6 separate regions of the Homo sapiens genome follow, and regions 1, 2, 4, 5 and 6 are each linked to region 3. Evidence: chromatin contacts called from ENCODE Hi-C or POLR2A ChIA-PET data. All regions are on one chromosome and are shown on one strand. Each heading gives the region's core, a stretch centred on a gene start or an enhancer-like site at or near the end of the contact. The rest is flanking DNA. Distances are from core to core; before and after follow the strand shown.

Region 1 (2,700 bases), core at 172-2,671, 970 kb before region 3:
TGTTGATCAGGGACTGTGGGTATGTATAGGGTCAACATTCTCTCCCATCTGCTTTTAAGTAAGTGCTGACTTTGCCAGGCCAGGTGAATGAGCCTACAGTCATTTTAAGGTGGAAATAATTGGTTAGTTTAGACTATTTCAGCATTTCCAACACCTAGATTCTAGTAGATATTCCTTGAAAAAGGTGTTAGCAGTGGTGAGTCCATACAGGTCTGCAGCAACCTCAATTCTTCCCTCTTCAGAAGAAAATATTTGACACAGAGACCAAGGCAAGTTTTAGAGGAATGAAAGTTTATTCAAAAGCTTTACAGCAGGAATGAAAGGAAGTGAACTTGGAAGAGGGCCAAGGGGGTGACTGGAGAGATCAAGTGCATGGATTCCCCATTGACTTGGGATTTTATATGTTGTCATATTTCCAGGAGCTTGTGTCCCTTGTCTCCTGATTCTTCCCTTGGGTGGGCTCTCCGCATCCGCAGTGGCTGCCAGCACTTAGGAGTGATGCATGCACGGTATGTTTACTGGAGTTGTACGCATGCTCACTCGAGGCATTCTTCTCTTACCAGTTGAATGTTCCTAGAAGGTCATATACCAGTTAAACTTTGCCATTTTGCCTCTTTTTTGCTTGAGCCCACTGGCCCAACTCCTGAGATCTTATCAGGAAACTGCTGATTCCCAGCTTCAGGTGTTTCTATCTATTGGGAGACTGCCTTTCTCTGGTGCTGGCTGTGACCAATTATTATTTTATTTTATTTTATTCTTTTATTTAGATTCTCGCTCTGTAGCCTAGGCTGGAGTGCAGTGGTGCGATCTCGGCTCACTGCAACCTCCGCCTCCCAGGTTCAAGCGATTCTCCTGCCTCAGGCTCCCGGGGAAGCTGGGATTACAGGTGCCCGCAACCATGCCCTGCCAATTTTTGTATTTTTATTAGAGATGGGGTTTCACTGTGTTGGCCAAGCTGGTCTCAAACTCCAGACCTCAAGAGATCCGCCTGCCTCAGCCTCCCAAAGTGCTGGGATTACAGGTGTGAGCCACCGTGCCCGGCCCAATTATTATTTTAGAGAGACAGTTAACAACTGCCTGACCTCAGTGGTTGCCTGACACTCCTGGAGTGGGGCAGGGGAGCCCTCTTCTGCCCTGCTCAGGTCTAACTAGCTACCTACTATCACAAAAGGAGTCTGGTTAAAAAGGTATTGTGGCAAAAGGGAGTATAGTATGGGTTCCCCAACCTTACTTGGCCGCAACACCTTTGTGTGGCTGAGCATCTTGGGATCAGCAGCCTGCAGGACACTGGAAATTGCTGGACTGAAGGTCAGTGATCTGAGAGACAGGAAAGTACCCGCAGCGAGACAGTGCGAAGAGAGCAATTTTAGAAATACTTCTGCTTTTGTTTCTCAGTTTTTGTTTCTCGGTGCTTATTTTTAACCTAAGTAGTAGTCATTTGAAGCTCTCAGAAGCTCATGGGCTCTTATCAGATGAAAGTACCCCAGACCTTGCAGGATTAGGAACATCATCTGGCCTGAACAGAAGGTAAAATTGCTGTCTGATTTTCTTTTTAGAGAAACCTGTTAGTGAAGCTGGCGATTCAGTTCTTTCTGGTATACATTTAGGACCTGTTAAATATATATTCTGCCTCAAGGGGAAATCATATTCTAAAAAGTAAACAATTCATAGGCAATTCTTGTACCTTGAGAATCCATTAATGGCTTTCAGAAGGCAAATTTTGTTGTCAAGGGGACAGGTTATATGGGCAACTTGCTTCTATTAATACTTTTCTGGGCAGATTAACTAAATGAACTAATATTTAACTTGGTCTAATAGAATGTTAGCCAGAACAGTGCCTGGTAACAACAACAATAATACTAGCTAACATTTCTTAAGTGGTCACTATGTCCCATAACTATTATACATGTGTTAACTAATTTAATCCTCACAAAAATGCAATGAGGTAGCTGTTATTTTTACTCCCACTTTATAAATGAGAAAATATAGTAATATAGCATATTTTACATATATACAGTAATATTGTAGCAGGACGAGCTGCAGACAAAACCCCTCAGACACCGAGTTAAGGAAGGGCTTTATTCGGCTGGGAGCGTCGGCAAGACTCACGTCTCCAACAACTGAGCTCCCCAAGTGAGCAATTCCTGTCCCTTTTAAGGGCTTACAACTCTAAGGGGGTCCGCGTGAGAGGATCGTGATCGATTGAGCAAGCTGGGAGTACGTGACTGGGGGCTGCATGCACTGGTAATCAGAACGGAACAGGACAGGGATTTTCACAATGCTTTTCCATATAATGTCTGGAATCTATAGATGACATAACCGCTTAGGTTAGGGGTCGATCTTTAACTACCAGGCCCAGGGCTCAGCGCTGGGCTGTCTGCCTGTGGATTTCATTTCTGCCTTTTAGTTTTTACTTCTTTATTTGGAGGCAGAAATTGGGTGTAAGACAATATGAGGGGTGGTCTCCTCCCTTAATATAGCATAATAGTGAGGCTAGAACCAGTGATTGGCTCTGTATTCATAAGAGTGAGTAACAAAGCAAAGCAGATTTTACAGTAAGTTCTTTCTTTTTTTTTTTTTTTTTTTTTTTTTTTTGAGACAGTCTCGCTCTGTGATCCAAGCTGGAGTGCAGTGGTGCGATCTAGGCTCATGGCCCGCCTCCCAGGTTCAAGCAATTCTTGTGCCTCAGCCTCCTAAGTA
Region 2 (2,821 bases), core at 266-2,765, 790 kb after region 3:
GTAATGGCTCACACTGGTAATCCCAGCACTTTGGGAGGCCAACGCGGGTGGATCACCTGAGGTCAGGAGTTCGAGACCAGCATGGTCAACACAGTGAAAGCCAGTCTCTACTACAGAAATTTAAAAAACAAATTAGCTGGGCATGGTGGTGCACACCTGTAATCCCAGCTACTTTGGGAGGCTGAGGCAGAAGAATTGCTTGAAGCTGGGAGCTGGAGGTTGCAGTGAGCTGAGATGATGCCACTGCACTCCAGCCTAGGCAAGAGAGTGAACTCTGTCTCAAAAAAAAAAAAAATGCATAATTATGGACACAATTCCCCTTTCTTCTTTCCAAAGGAGTAGCCAGGAAAAAAATTCAGTGCTTTTACTCAGTGCTCTTCATATGTTTTTTTCTCTTGCCCTTAAAACATGTACCTTGTGCCAGGGGAATGGTTTCCTCTCTGGATCCCTCAAAACAGCTCCAATTAATACTTTTCTTATTTACTCCAATTAATATTTTTGGTTTTTTCTCTCTTGCCCTGGAATAATCTTCCTCTTTGTCCTTACCTTTCTTCAATTCTCCTATCTCCCTTCTAATTCTCCCTAAACCTTGGATCTAGTCATCCCACTGGACACCCCATTTTCACAACTTTCTGGTATATTGAGTCCTGGTTTCCTTGGACAAGTTGATGAGAGATCGTTTTTGAAATTCTTCTGCAATTAGCTCCTGAAGGAATTGGGGCTGGAGGAGCCTCAGATGGTCCAATGACTTCTGGACATTTGGGTGATCAAGGGGGTTTTAAGAGACTTTCTTGTGTTTCGGTTTCCAGGGATAGTATGCACCCCTACCCTGTAGGTCCTTTTAGCTTGCAGAAGGTAGCCATGAACCAAGAGGTGCCCATCATTCCACCCGGAGCAAGCATCTTGCCTGCGTTTACTTTGGGGTAAAAAGTTTTATCAGGGGGTCAGCTCCTGGAGTTTCAGGCTCTGAAGCTAGTCCTTGAAGATTGGGGAAAATATACCTAGTGAAGGAGAGGAGGAGGTGAGGGAACAGCTTCTGGAAGCAGCAAAACCTTCTTAGCTTTTGACTCCTCCTCCTGTCTATGCAACAGGGAGAGGGGCTGTGCACGGTTCAGGCCCCTTGGCTGGTCTCCCCATTTTCACGTTTGGTGCTGTCTCAGCAAAGTTTTTGTTTTCTAGGATCGGCTGTAAACAGGAGGCACACCATGTTTCCTGTATGGCTTGTTGGCTTTTATATGACAGGTGTGTCTCGTGGCAGGAACAACAGCTCAAGTGTGGCCGAGTCTCATCAAGAGGGCTTCTCTGCTCAGTTGTCCCTTCTGTTTCAGCTGATTCTTGGCTCTGTGCTTGCGAGCATCTGGGAAACTGGGCATGGAAGTAATCCCACCCTTTGTTCGATAACTAGCAGACACACAGGCGAGACAAGCCAGGAGCACAGCCAATTCCCTTAAGGAGTGTGGGCTGAGACCATGCCAATGGGAGGACAGGAGGCAGGGGCCCTGAGCACTGCCACCAGTGCACCAAGCCAAGCTGGCATGCTCAGCCTCTGGCACGGGCTTCAGGTCTCTGACCCCCCTCTTATTCCATCCTTCCTGAGGATTCATTAAGAGTGCTTAGGGGAACACAGAAGGCTTTTTATAGGCATCCTGGTTCAGCCTTGGTAGGGTTACTGAAAACAAAAAAAATATTTCTGGATTGGAAAGATCTTCAGAAATGTTCTTGCCAAAAAATGTTTTATTTAGTTCTTTATCACAGGTCATATTTCTGCAGGGAGGATTTTCCTAACACCTTCAGAGCTCAGAGCAGTGCCATATGCATGAGGTATCTGTGTGTCAAAGAGATGGGAGGAGCACAGCAGGGGTGTGAGAAGGTTGGCTTGAGCTTTAAAATTTTGAAACTTAGGGAGGTTTTTGGAATCACCAAGCCAATAGCACCAATCACCCAAGCCCCAAAAGTGCTGAGGTCCTGTAGGGATCCTCAGCCACACTCATTGTTTCCATGGAAACAATAGAACTTTCTGATATAAAATAGAAGGCAACCTATAGACATCACACTTACAAAAATAGAGATCTGGTTTTCATCTCTGCTTCTTGGGCTAGGGCCAGCTTTTCCTGTTGTCTCTTTTATGGAATTTGAAATAAGGAGCCGAAGAAAAACTCCTAAGTGGGGAAAAAAGACTTCATTCCCTGAGTCCGAAGAAGGAGTCAGTGAACCCATTTCAAATTAGCAAGTTTTGACTAGCAGCTTCCCTGCACGACATTGGAGACCCCACACTGAGCTTGCTTTTAAGTGAGCCCCTGAGTTCTTCTTGTTTTCCAGTGTCGGAACTTCTAAATTACAGGGGCAACAGCCCAGGAACGGAAAAACTGCTCTCATCTGCTTTCTGGCCTGTCTCCAGACTAGAGCAGCTGTGAATATCTTGAGGTTTCCACTGTGGCCTGTCAGAGACTGCTGGTTTGAATAATCCTGATGAGATTTGGAGAAAGAGCACAGGCACATGAACATTTATAAGCAGAGTAGAATCTTTATCCCTTTCAGGTTCATTGGAATGTCACTGTCACTACTGATAAATCAACAGTGTCATCTTTTCCATTACCTCAGCACCTCACATAGAGAGCAGGATGTAATGGACGGACCCTTACTGCAGGGGTCAGAATCCCAGGTTCTGATCCTGATTCTGCCTCCGTGAACTGTGTGACCTTGGATAAGTCGCTTACCTTCTCTGGGCTTTACTTCAGTCACCTGTAAAGGGGAAGGGGGGAGATACTAGATGATCTTTTTGTTTTCATTTTTCTTTATTATAAAAACATATAAAATTTAC
Region 3 (2,700 bases), core at 182-2,681:
TTGCTGGAGGCACCATCACTCCAACATGTGCAGGAGCAGCGAGGGGTCCACCTCCACAGCCCGCAGCCCGTTGTGCAGGCTCTGGAAGGTGGCCTGCTTCCCGAAGCGCTGCCGCCAACGGATGAAGGCCTCCACCACCTGCGACTGCACGTTGTGGGGGTGGTTGGCCTTACAGCGGTAGATATCCGTCTGGGACAGTCCCAGAGACAGCACCATGGGCTCCCACTCAGGGCCCAGCCTCTGGGCCAGCTGGTTAATCTGCCGGTCTGATGGGGAGCTGTTGAGGATGTGCGAGGGGATCCCAGTCAATCTGTCACCTGAGGAGGAAAAAGACACCCCGGTGAAATGAGCAAGGCAACAAACACATCATTTGGGGGCAGAAATGAGAATCGTGGGGAGAAGAAGGCAATGCTTCCAAATGGCAGAGCCAATTGGCTCTTGTCTTCTTCCTGGGGGCTGCTCTGTACAACGCCATGATTCAGGGCTTCAATGCTGTTAAGTATCTGTGAAAATGTTTTTACAGAAACTTTTTTTTTTTTTTTTTTTGAGACGGTGTTTCACTCTGTCACCCAGGCTGGAGAGCAATGGCATGATGTTGGCTCACTACAAACTCCACCTCCTGGGTTGAAGTGATTCTCCTGTTTCAGCCTCCCAAGTAGCTGGGATTACAGGCAACTGCCACCATGCCCAGCTAATTTTTGTATTTTTAGCAGAGACAGGGTTTCACCATGTTGGCCAGGCTGGTCTTGAACTCCTGACCTCAGGTGATCCACCTGCCTTGGCCTCCCAAAGTGCTAGGATTACAGGCGTGAGCCACAGCACCCTGCCTGTTACAGAAACTTTGAAAGCAACAAAATAAAAATAACTAGAAATCCCACCAGAAAAACTCATTGATAATAACTAGTCTATTTTCTTTGATATATAAAACACACATGAAGGGTTACCTCGTACATGCTGCTTTGTAACAGGCTTTTTTCACTTCTATCCCTTTTACTCAAGGCCAGGCAAGGCATTCTGGGGGAATTCAAGAATGGCTGCACAGACCCCAGCTCCCTCTGGCACTGTCTGTGGCCTTAGTGATGGGGCCTGTTCCAAGGCTGGGAATGCCCCTCCCTGCAGGAAAGGCACGTGCTAGAGGACAAAGGCTAAACCAAACAGCTACCCTCGCCGATGAGGTTGAACTTGAAATATTACCGAGAAAACGTGTAGCTGCTAACAGAAGCCAGAGCCAAGAGGGCTGCTGAGAACAAAATAAACCTAAGAGGCCATAGGGTAGCAGGAAGGGAAGAGAGCGGGGTTTGTTCATAGCAGAGGCCACAAGAGTGGAGTTACCGTTCTGGCAGAGCCCAGAAGAGGAACAGGAAGTATGAGACGGGGCAACGAGGAAATCTGACCTTACACTTCCTGAACTAGATTCTTATTTGCCTGAGGCCAGTCTGCTAAGAAGCATGACATTGAGTGAATGGTTATAAATGTGCCCAGCAAAACCAGTGAGCAGTGCCTTTGGTTATACAGAGGAGCTCCTAACTTCATTAGGGAAGGCCTTCCAGGGGAAGGAGGCTAAAGCTAAGCCCTGAACACTAGGAGGAGGAGCTGGGTGATGAAGGAGGAACAGGGCGTGGCGCATCTCGAGAAGAGAGAATTGCATGTGCAAAGGCCCAGAGGCAGGAGAATCGCAATGGAGGAAGTGAAAGGCACTCACAGCAGCCAAGTGCAGAGATTGAGACGGACTCCAAACATCCAAAGTCATTTGCTAGGTTCAGACATTTGTTTGACAGCACAGTACACTATACTCCCATCCATCAGCATCACAGGGATTCAGGTCAGTCTACTTCATGCTCATCAGTCCACTATTGTGTTTTGATTTATGATTCAATAAGAAGGCAAAGGCACCTTATTACAAGAGCTGATGTTTTCCACAGCCCATGTCTTTGGCCTCTGGGCAGCGGCCAGCACCTTAGAGATGAGTTGCAAAAATATTGTCAAGGGCTCTTTCTGGTGTTTGTCAACACTACAATTTAAAAAACAATGACTATGACGCAATTAGAATACTGATGACACTACTGATCAATAGTTGAGATTAACAGCAATGATTTTACGGCTTGTATAAAAACATAGGCTCATTAAAAAAAAAATAAAGCAACAGAAAACAGCGCAAAGAAGAAAAGAAATCATCCAATATCCCGCTATTGTGTTTACAGTTGGTGACCATCATTCTGGATATCTCTGTATGCACATACACTGGTAGAAGGCTAGATAGAGGGTAATGGGTTCATTTAAAATGATAACATATGACCTTTTCTTTCCAGTAAGAGCTATGTAATTTTGTTTGGATGTAACAGAAGAAAAAGCAGAAGTGAAACAAAATGACATTCTGACCAGCGGTTACAAGTTAACATACTTGAAAACATACACACACACAATTTAATGCACAGAAAAAAGTTACGAAAACTCAAGGGTTAACTGCATGTTTTTATAGAAATACTCTATAATTACTTTACATTTCCTCTCCACTTCCTCACACTTGATTTTTTTTCACTTACATAATTTTTATTTTGCCAGATGCCTAATAGTTATACATTTCTTTAACAATCATCCATGCCCCCTTGCCCCATTGTTTAGTCCTAAGGTGGCATTGTAATGGTTGAATGCTCACCAGTGTTTTGTTGTTGTTGCTGTTGTTACTGTTCTTCATCTGTG
Region 4 (2,724 bases), core at 103-2,602, 600 kb after region 3:
GATAACAGTTAACAGTATTGAATGCCCCAGCTGTGCAGGTTGGGAATTACCTGTATTTTCCCACTTAATCCTTAAGATAATCCACCAGGTTTTTTTCGTTTGTTTGTTTTGTTTTTGAGACAGAGTCTTGCTCTGTTGCCCAGGCAGGAGTGCAGTGGCACGATCTCGGCTCACTGCAACCTCTGCCTCCCGGGTTCAAGTGATTCTCCTGCCTCAGCCTCCTGAGTAGATGGAACTGCAGGCATGTGCCACCACACCCAGCTAATTTTTGTATTTTTAGTAGAGATGGGTTTTCGCCATGTTGGCCAGGCTGGCCTTGAACTCCTGACCTCAAATGACCTGCCCACCTTAGCCTCCCAAAGTGCTGGGATTACAGGCGTGAGCACCACGCCCGGCCGCTACCAGGTTTTGGAGAGGTCATAAACTGAGGAGTGTTCTGCCTGATTCTAACATCTACACACTCACCCATTACATACATACATTCCATTTTGATAAATCAAGTCAGGCTTGCTAATCTTAATTTGGTGCCCTTTCCAGTAGTAATTAGTTTTACTGTGGGCCAATAAAAACCAAGATTCCATATCAAGCACAGAACAATTCAACCAACAGATCCCTAGAAACCTATCAAGAAGGAAGAAAAAGAGATTAAGGAGATTTGGGCAGATCCTTCATAGCTCTCCTTGCAACTTTAATCAACATACAGCATGTTCTCGCAGGGGGAGGTCCCCACCCTCAGCATTGAAAGTGAAATAACACACTCTGTGTTGCTGATCCTGGATTGAAACGTATGACCTACAGAAACTCAATGAGCTTGAATTAATGTTTGTTAAAGAAGAAATATGGTTTTTAAAAGTAGTATCCTTTTGATCCCTGACTGCAAAATACTCAGCTTGGCGCTAACTTAGCTTCTTCCCCTATATACCGTGTCTCTCTCTCTCTCTTTCCCCATGTTGTAGCTATTAAGCACAAATTGAGGACCATGTGATCCTTCATCCTGAGTCAAAAGCCTTTCAAGCTCCCACCCTGAGCCATCCAAGATTCCTTAACTTTCTTTCAGCCTCTATAAAAATCAATTATTGTTCTGTTTTATATACGTACACTGAACCTCTCAACAACAGCTTGATTCAGCAGAACGCTCTGGTCTTAAACTTTTCAGTGAAGCAGTGAGTGGTGAAAGCTTTAGTGTAGCTACTGAACTGATCCTGACAGCAATAAAGGAGAAAAAAAAAGTTTGCTTCCGGAATTGTTAAGAAATGTTTTGCATTGCACAATATCTGAACCAGGAGGGCAGCTCATCAGCTGAACATATTGCCACAGAAGTGCTTCCTCCTGAAGTGGGAGGGGTTGAAAGACAAGAAGGGTCACAGGTAGGAGCTGACAAAGCTGGCAGGCAAAAGCAGCAGAACATTGAACAGAAAGGCACTGAGAATCTCTGGATCTGAAAAGTGATCAGCAGGGTAAAGGATGGCCAAGGACAGAATCCAGTCTTCCTCTTGACCACAGTGCAGCTGTTCTTTTTCTGCTCCATGAATTTGCTAAGGGGGGAAAAAGCAACCCCTGGCCTGTCTACTGTCAAGGACAGTGAAATATGCTGGGTCATGACCAAGTTGTTTCTTAGCTTCCCAGAGCTTCTAACCACTAGACAGCACTATCTCTAGTCCTTGCCGGTAAAATCAAAATTCAGTGCTCTACAGAAGGCAGCATGGTGTAGAGGAGTGCCTCCCAAACTTTAGTCTGCATGGGAATCACCTGGAGTCCTGTTAAAATAGAGATGACTGGGCCCCATGCCAGACTTTCAGATTTAGTAGATCTGGAGTGGGGCCAAGAATTTGCATTTCTAACAAGTTTCCCAGTTGTTACAGATGTTGCTGGTCTGGGAACTATGCTCTGAGAGCCTGTGGTCTAGAGGAGAAACACGGACTTGGGAGTAGACAGACATGGGTTCTGGTACCAGTTCTTCCACTTCCGGTGTGCCTTTGAGAGAGCTGCTTCTTTGAGCTTTGGTTTTCTCATCTGACAGGACAGATAATGGCAGACAATGGTAGTGTGGTTAGATGCATGGACTGTGACTGTGTTCCGATCTGGCTCTGCTACTGTCTATGTGACCTTACACAAATTATTTTCACCTCTTTATCCTTCTATTTGCTCATTTATAGAGTGGGGGTAATAGCAGCATCTACCACGTAGAGTTGCCTTGAGCCTTGAGAGAGTGAGACTATGTAAAGCATTTACAACAGTGCATGGTACATGGGAAACACTAGATAAACATTTGCTATTATGATTTTTTTGCACTTGTTAGAATTACATGGAATAAAGCATGTAAAGTGTCTTATGTGACATCAGACGCATAGAAAGTGTCTAGTAAATGTCAATTTCCTCTCCTTTACCCAAAACAAGCAAGTCAGAGTGCTGACCAAAACAATGTCCTTTAAGTGGAGATCTTAGCAGAAGGGTACAGTCAAGAAAGATAACAGCATGAGGATTTTAGCTGTTAGTGGGGCAGAGTATGTCAGATGCCACCTCTTTGTAAACTGAGGGGTCCATGCCAGCAGGGCCTTCCTTTGAGCAAAGATCAGCAACTTGGACCATTTGGACAACTTCTGCCTGGTGTTCACAGATGTGGGAAAGGTTTAAGGAACTCCTGGCAGTATATTGAAAGACCAGCATTCCCTTTGGGGAGAAGGGCTGGAATTAGCTAAGCATAGCTCAGGGCACACAGGCATC
Region 5 (2,700 bases), core at 121-2,620, 790 kb before region 3:
CAAAGCTCTCCGTTCTGTGAGTCTCGCCTTAAGGGTCTCTTCTAGCACCGAGTGTTTTCAATATATAAAATTTGCATACAATATAACACAACCCTTAAACCCAAGCCTAAAACTTCACCTAGTCCTTGACCAAAGAAACAATTATCTGCTCCAACACTAGGGGAAAGACAGGACTTGAGTCCGATGGCCCATGGAGAGACAGCATGTCTGGTGCAATACCCAGTGAAGCGTCCCCCTAGAAAAAGCCCGTGTGACTTCTGCCTTACACGCCAATTTGAGAGCCCAGCCGGGGAGTAAAATGTGGCTTTTACTGTATCCTATGAGACACTTCCACCTACCTCTTGTTCCACAGGCACCTCAAAGTCTGTATATCAGATTCATTCTTTGAACCGCCCTTCTATTCCTGGTTAATATTATACTTTTCCCATACAGCCAGTCAGCAAACCAGATGCCTGAGCTGCTCCCTCAATCCCCCACCCTACCCAGGCATCCAGTGGTTTATTTCTTTTCTTTTCTTTTTTTTTTTGAGACAGGGTCTGGGTCTGTCACCCAGGCTGGAGTGCAGTGGTGCCATCTTGGCTGACTGCAACCTCTGCCTCCCAGGTTCAAGCAATTCTCCTGCCTCAGCCTCCTGAGTAGCTGGGATTACAGGCACATACCATCATGTCCAGATAATTTTTGTATTTTTAGTAGAGACAGGGTTTCACCATGTTGACCAGGCTGGTCTCAAACTCCTGACCTCAGGTGATCTGCCTGCCTTGGCCTCCCAAAGTGCTGGGATTACAGGCATGAGCCACTGCACCTGGCCCCAATGGTTTACTTCTTAAATGTCGATCATCTGTCTTTTCCTCGTTGCCCCCAACATCCCTCTCTTAAGCTTACCTCTGGATTTGAGCAACAGAGTGAAGCATCAGGAAATGGACTCTGGAGTGAAACTTGAACGTCAGCTCTTTCACTTAGCGGCTTTGTGAGCAGCCATTAGAAGCGGTGTTGGGAAACCCATTACAACATTTGTTGTTCTGAGTTTGAGTCATTCGTGGTCTACCGCAGTTTCCCAAAGTTCAGTCATTCCCACATCTACGACACACAGCCTCATACCACCTGCACTGTTATTTGCTTGATATTTCTAAATCAGTTATCTCCTTAAAACTTACATTTATTTTCAAAGTATCAGTGTCATTATTCTAGCTATATATCTTCTGAGTTTGAGGCCTCCCAGCAGCAGATTAAGAAGTAGATTAGCACTGGGTGTGGTGGCTCACGCCTGTATTCCCAGCACTGTGGGAGGCCAAGGTGGGTGGATTGCTTAAGCCCAGGAGTTTGAGACCAGCCTGAGCAACATGGCCAAACCCCATCTCTACAAAAGATACAAAAATTAGCTGGACTTGGTGATGCATACATATGCTCTCAGCTACTCAGGAGGCTGAGGTGGGAGGATCACCTGAGCCCTGGGAGGGGTGAGGTGGGAGGGGTGAGGCTGCAGTGAGCCTTGATTGCATCAGTGCACTCCAACCTGGGTGATGGCGAGACCCTGTCTCAACAAAACTAGTTAGCAAGTGTTGGAGCAATGTTAGAAAGTTTTTAGCACCAAAGACTTTTCCTGGACTGAATCAACTGAATTGGATTGAGGATTGAAAAGGAAATAACTCGCTCACTGTGATTCTATGTTATTTAATGCTTTTGTCTTATGTCACCTAAAATAATTCAGAATCATCTAGGAAAACCCTGGTCTTAATGTATCATCTCCTTTCGTTCCTTCATGAAATATTTATCTTTAGACCCATGGTCTAGAAGATGCTTAGAAACATTTTTCCCACTCATGGGTTGTGAAAATTTGAGTTAGTGAGTGTTTTCCTTTTTTATTTTGGCCAACAGGAACCCAGATCCAAATTTCAGCAGAACCGAGTGAGATTTTTATAGCCTGCTTCTTTTTCTTTTCTTCTTCTTTTTTTTTTTTTTTTCTTACCTCTTGATTTTGGCTTCCTTTTCTAATTTATATTTTTTTCTGGCCTGGTTTCAATGTGTGTGTGTGTGTGTGTGTGTGTGTGTGTGTGTGTTTACATATATGTGTTTCCTGTAATCTATCTTAAATCCTTGTATACCAAATGAGGTACTCATCAATTTATTTATTTACTTATTTATTTATGAGATAGAGTCTCGTTCTGTTGCCCAGGCTGGAGTGTAGTGGTGCAGTCTTGGCTCACTGCAGCCTCCGCCTCCCAGGTTCAAGCAATTCTGCCTCAGCCTCCCCAGTAGCTGGAACTACAGGTGCCCACCACCATGCCAGCTAATTTTTTTGTATTTTTGGTAGAGATGGGGTTTCGCCATTTTGGCTGAGATGGTCTCAAACTCCTGGCCTCAAGTGATCCACCTGCCTCACCCTCCCAAAGTGCTGGGATTATAGGAGTGAGCCACCATACTCGGCCTCATCAATTGATTTAATTCAATATAAATGATTGTTACTGGGATGAACAGAAGCCCAATCTGATAAGTCAAAGGCAGTCTCATCTAGGTGGAAATACTTGAAGGAGCTTGGAAATGAGCTGAGCTTGCTTCTCTCTGTATTATTTCCTCTTTAGTCTTCTGACGACCATGACCTGGGAGAAACTGAGGTAATGGATGACGATAGGCCGAAGAGTGGAACATCCAGAAAATATGAATTCTTTGGGAATTTCAGGCAAGGACAGATAGTGGGTGGAG
Region 6 (2,700 bases), core at 33-2,532, 770 kb before region 3:
ATGAATATTGCAATTTGGCAGCTGCTGATTGACACATGTTTGCTAAACAGCTACTCAAATTTCAGAAAGCTTGCCTAGAAGAAGAAGAAAAGTAAGATATCCCAAGAATATTTTTTACCTTCTTTGCCTAGGTATTTATTTGTAAAATCATTTTCTTTGGAAAGTTCCAGCTGAAACATGAGCTAGCTTTGGCTGAAGAGTTCAGGTGAGCCTACATAAAAGATTAAACTTCAGTAAATACAGAAGTGTTGAGGTTTTTTTGGAGCCTCTTTGCCTTGTAATTTTTTTTTTTTTTTTAAGAAAGAGCTGGTCTTTTGGTCACTGGGTCTTTTTTTATATCTGCAGGGAAGTCATAGTAACAGGCTCCGTGTCTGATTGGGTTCCATGGCAACAAAGGGTTGTGACTTTATTAAAGGAGAGTTGAGCATGCCAAGAAAGATAAAAATCAGAGTATGGAAAATGTCCGACCAGATGAATGTGTTTTTTGGATCACATGTGCCCTGGACTAGAAAGGTTTCCTGAGTCGACATCAGTCTCCATTACAGATTTGAATCGCACTGGGTTATCATTAAGGTCATAGGGATCAGTGCTTATTTTAAAAAAGAAATCCATCTACTTCTTTGCTTTTACCCATTCATTCTTCCTTTTTTAATGTCTCGGTATATTTACAAAAATCAAAACAGTGATGGTAAGTACCTAACAAGAGAGGATTCTGGCTTTTCAAGGGAGAAAAGAAATATAACATATTCTTTGTGGAACTGATTATAGCTGTATGTTGTGAGATCGTGTGGGAGGGCCAATTAGAGGCAATTATATCTCGATTGAACTCTCCCTGAATTAAAGCTTGCTGGATGCTTTCCAAGCTTGGGGGGTTTGGTTTCCCATCCATGTTTCTCTTTGATGGGTTTGGAGATCCTGGTTTCAGGCCATGGGTGTGGAGTACTCCTCTCTCCCAAAAGTAAGGAGCAGGCTGTTGCCATAACCAAAAGTGTGTGGTAATTAGAGGTCTTTTGCTGAAGGTACTAATATTTGACCAAGAAATGGTGTGATCCGAAAACTTTGAATTGTCCTGTGTTCCCGCTTCACCTGGTTGTTAACTGTGTGGGGCTGGGTTTACTTTTCTATGAAATGTACAATTGTATATTTCTCCTACTGATACTGAAAGTGAAAGAATTCCGAGGGCAGGTTGACGTTGGACACTTTACCATGTCAGTCATCCTTTAAACCAGTGGTGCGTTCTGACATGCCCCTGGGTTCAGGCTTTATTAATCACTTGGGGCCTCTTCCTGGTGAATCAGAAACTGCACAGATACTGGGGCTCTCATGATTACACATAATATAACAAGCAGTATTGGTCTAAGAGGGAAGAATTAGCTCACCAGGTTTCACAGCTCCCAGCTATCATTAATCAGCTATAAGTCCTTGGTGAAATCACTTAAACTTCTTGGGCCTTGATTTCCTTATCTTAAAATGAGTTTGACCTAAATTGGTGTTTCCTAACTTTCCTGTTTAGATAAAGAACCTGGGGTACTGCAGAACCTCCAGTAGAGATTTCCTGATTCACTGGTCTGGGGAGTGGGAAAGATCACTGGGGCTCCATCCACTCTTAACAATTTGGTGTTCGGGATATACTGATCTAGCTCAATAGTTTCAAACTACTTGGACATAAGAATGGGGTGGAGGTGGGAGGTAGAAAGGCGGCTGTCAGATGCACAGTCCAGGTTCTGTCCCTGAGATTGCCTGAAGCTGTAGCTTGAGAAACACCAGCCCCAAAGGCTCTTCCACATACTGGTCCTCACTTCCTCGAAGGAGCCAGAAGAGCTGTGTCAACTGAGAGAGCCTGGTGGGTTTGCTTACCCGCAGTGTTAACTCTAAACCCCATATCAGTGTTTGAGAAAGTTACTTATTTTAAAATCTTAGAGTACTGCAATAGTTTGTTCATAGAATTCTCTGTGCTGTGTTTCTTTTGGATAACACAGCGTTTTCTAAGCATGGTTACTTTAGGTGTGCACGAGGCAATGCCAGCCACATCCAAATTACCTGTGGAGCTTGTTAAAAAATATACAGAAGATTCAATGTGTCCTTCATAGGGCCTGGGCATCAATCTTGCTTAAGACCTGAAGGATTTTGTGTTCTTTTTAAGGTTTAGGGCAAAACCTTACAAACTGACCCTACCCTAATTTCCTCAGTGAAATCGACTTTAAGTATAAACACGCATGTTTAGCACAAGGGGAATGGTTTACATTGAGCCACTTAGATTGTAGAAGAGTCAGCAACACATAAAGTGCCTTAGAGAAAAATACCCTGACCTGGTTAATGATTAAACCATTAACTGCTAAAGCAGACCCATTCTAATGTATATCTGGTCTATACAGTTTCTATTTGTGCCTAGTTTTTCTAGTTCGTGTTTAGCAAAGATTAAGTGATATTGTTTAATGAAGTGTTTAGTAGCTCTAAATGATAAAGGTTCACATTTTTTTCTATTAAGTAGCTTAAGTGTGAATTCATTTGAAAAAAAAAAAATTCCACAGGCCCTGCACAGTAGCTCATGCCTGTAATCCCAGCACTTTGGGAGGCCGAGGCAGATGGATCACCTGAGGTCAGGAGTTCAAGACTAGCCTGGCCAACATGGTGAAACCCTGTCTCTACTAAAAATACAAAAATTAGCTGGGCATGGTGGTGGGCTCCTGTGATCCCAGC

Evidence for each region. Hi-C counts contacts between places; a loop is a spot of excess contacts on that map. ChIA-PET counts read pairs that join two places held with the same protein, here RNA polymerase II (POLR2A). Pooled maps may share reads with other maps.
Region 1: a map with no recorded cell type shows a loop between it and region 3 (19-fold over the local background). The contact joins two enhancer-like sites. A Hi-C loop is called at or near these places in 3 of 37 single-sample maps with no recorded cell type and 4 of 50 pooled maps.
Region 2: a pooled map shows a loop between it and region 3 (5-fold over the local background). The contact joins two enhancer-like sites. A Hi-C loop is called at or near these places in 2 of 37 single-sample maps with no recorded cell type and 2 of 50 pooled maps. POLR2A ChIA-PET finds 5 or more read pairs at or near these places in 1 of 52 experiments (T-cell).
Region 4: a map with no recorded cell type shows a loop between it and region 3 (9-fold over the local background). The contact joins two enhancer-like sites. A Hi-C loop is called at or near these places in 2 of 37 single-sample maps with no recorded cell type and 3 of 50 pooled maps.
Region 5: a pooled map shows a loop between it and region 3 (6-fold over the local background). The contact joins two enhancer-like sites. A Hi-C loop is called at or near these places in 2 of 37 single-sample maps with no recorded cell type and 6 of 50 pooled maps. POLR2A ChIA-PET finds 5 or more read pairs at or near these places in 1 of 52 experiments (GM12878).
Region 6: a loop to region 3 is called in a pooled map, with 4 times the contacts of the local background. The contact joins two enhancer-like sites. A Hi-C loop is called at or near these places in 1 of 50 pooled maps. POLR2A ChIA-PET finds 5 or more read pairs at or near these places in 2 of 52 experiments (GM12878 and activated CD8-positive, alpha-beta memory T cell).

The regions. Positions count from the first base shown.
Region 1 is chr12:94,816,917-94,819,616 of GRCh38, reverse strand. No RefSeq gene overlaps it. Among named protein-coding and RNA genes, the nearest start is that of MIR492, 16 kb to the left of the region's middle. RefSeq lists an enhancer at 1,057-1,576. Within about 2 kb of position 1,421, at least 3 of the 41 ENCODE cell types and tissues checked have a DNase peak (open chromatin) inside an H3K27ac peak, as active enhancers do.
Region 2 is chr12:93,060,650-93,063,470 of GRCh38, reverse strand. All of the region lies in intron 3 of LOC643339 (a long non-coding RNA gene), which reads left to right. Among named protein-coding and RNA genes, the nearest start is that of LINC02413, 71 kb to the right of the region's middle. Within about 2 kb of position 1,515, at least 10 of the 41 ENCODE cell types and tissues checked have a DNase peak (open chromatin) inside an H3K27ac peak, as active enhancers do.
Region 3 is chr12:93,847,587-93,850,286 of GRCh38, reverse strand. It overlaps CRADD (CARD and death domain containing adaptor protein), which reads right to left. Exons shown (of 3, transcript NM_003805.5): 3 at 1-317. The coding sequence ends at 16. Among named protein-coding and RNA genes, the nearest start is that of CRADD-AS1, 110 kb to the right of the region's middle. RefSeq lists an enhancer at 1,228-1,327 and a silencer at 2,244-2,293. Within about 2 kb of position 1,431, at least 11 of the 41 ENCODE cell types and tissues checked have a DNase peak (open chromatin) inside an H3K27ac peak, as active enhancers do.
Region 4 is chr12:93,242,884-93,245,607 of GRCh38, reverse strand. All of the region lies in intron 2 of LOC643339 (a long non-coding RNA gene), which reads left to right. Among named protein-coding and RNA genes, the nearest start is that of LINC02412, 70 kb to the right of the region's middle. RefSeq lists an enhancer at 1,647-1,906. Within about 2 kb of position 1,352, at least 16 of the 41 ENCODE cell types and tissues checked have a DNase peak (open chromatin) inside an H3K27ac peak, as active enhancers do.
Region 5 is chr12:94,639,026-94,641,725 of GRCh38, reverse strand. All of the region lies in intron 1 of TMCC3 (transmembrane and coiled-coil domain family 3), which reads left to right. Among named protein-coding and RNA genes, the nearest start is that of TMCC3, 10 kb to the left of the region's middle. RefSeq lists an enhancer at 1,121-1,200. Within about 2 kb of position 1,370, at least 5 of the 41 ENCODE cell types and tissues checked have a DNase peak (open chromatin) inside an H3K27ac peak, as active enhancers do.
Region 6 is chr12:94,620,418-94,623,117 of GRCh38, reverse strand. The region is part of intron 1 of TMCC3 (transmembrane and coiled-coil domain family 3); the gene reads left to right. Among named protein-coding and RNA genes, the nearest start is that of TMCC3, 29 kb to the left of the region's middle. RefSeq lists enhancers at 1,076-1,395, 1,736-1,855. Within about 2 kb of position 1,282, at least 13 of the 41 ENCODE cell types and tissues checked have a DNase peak (open chromatin) inside an H3K27ac peak, as active enhancers do.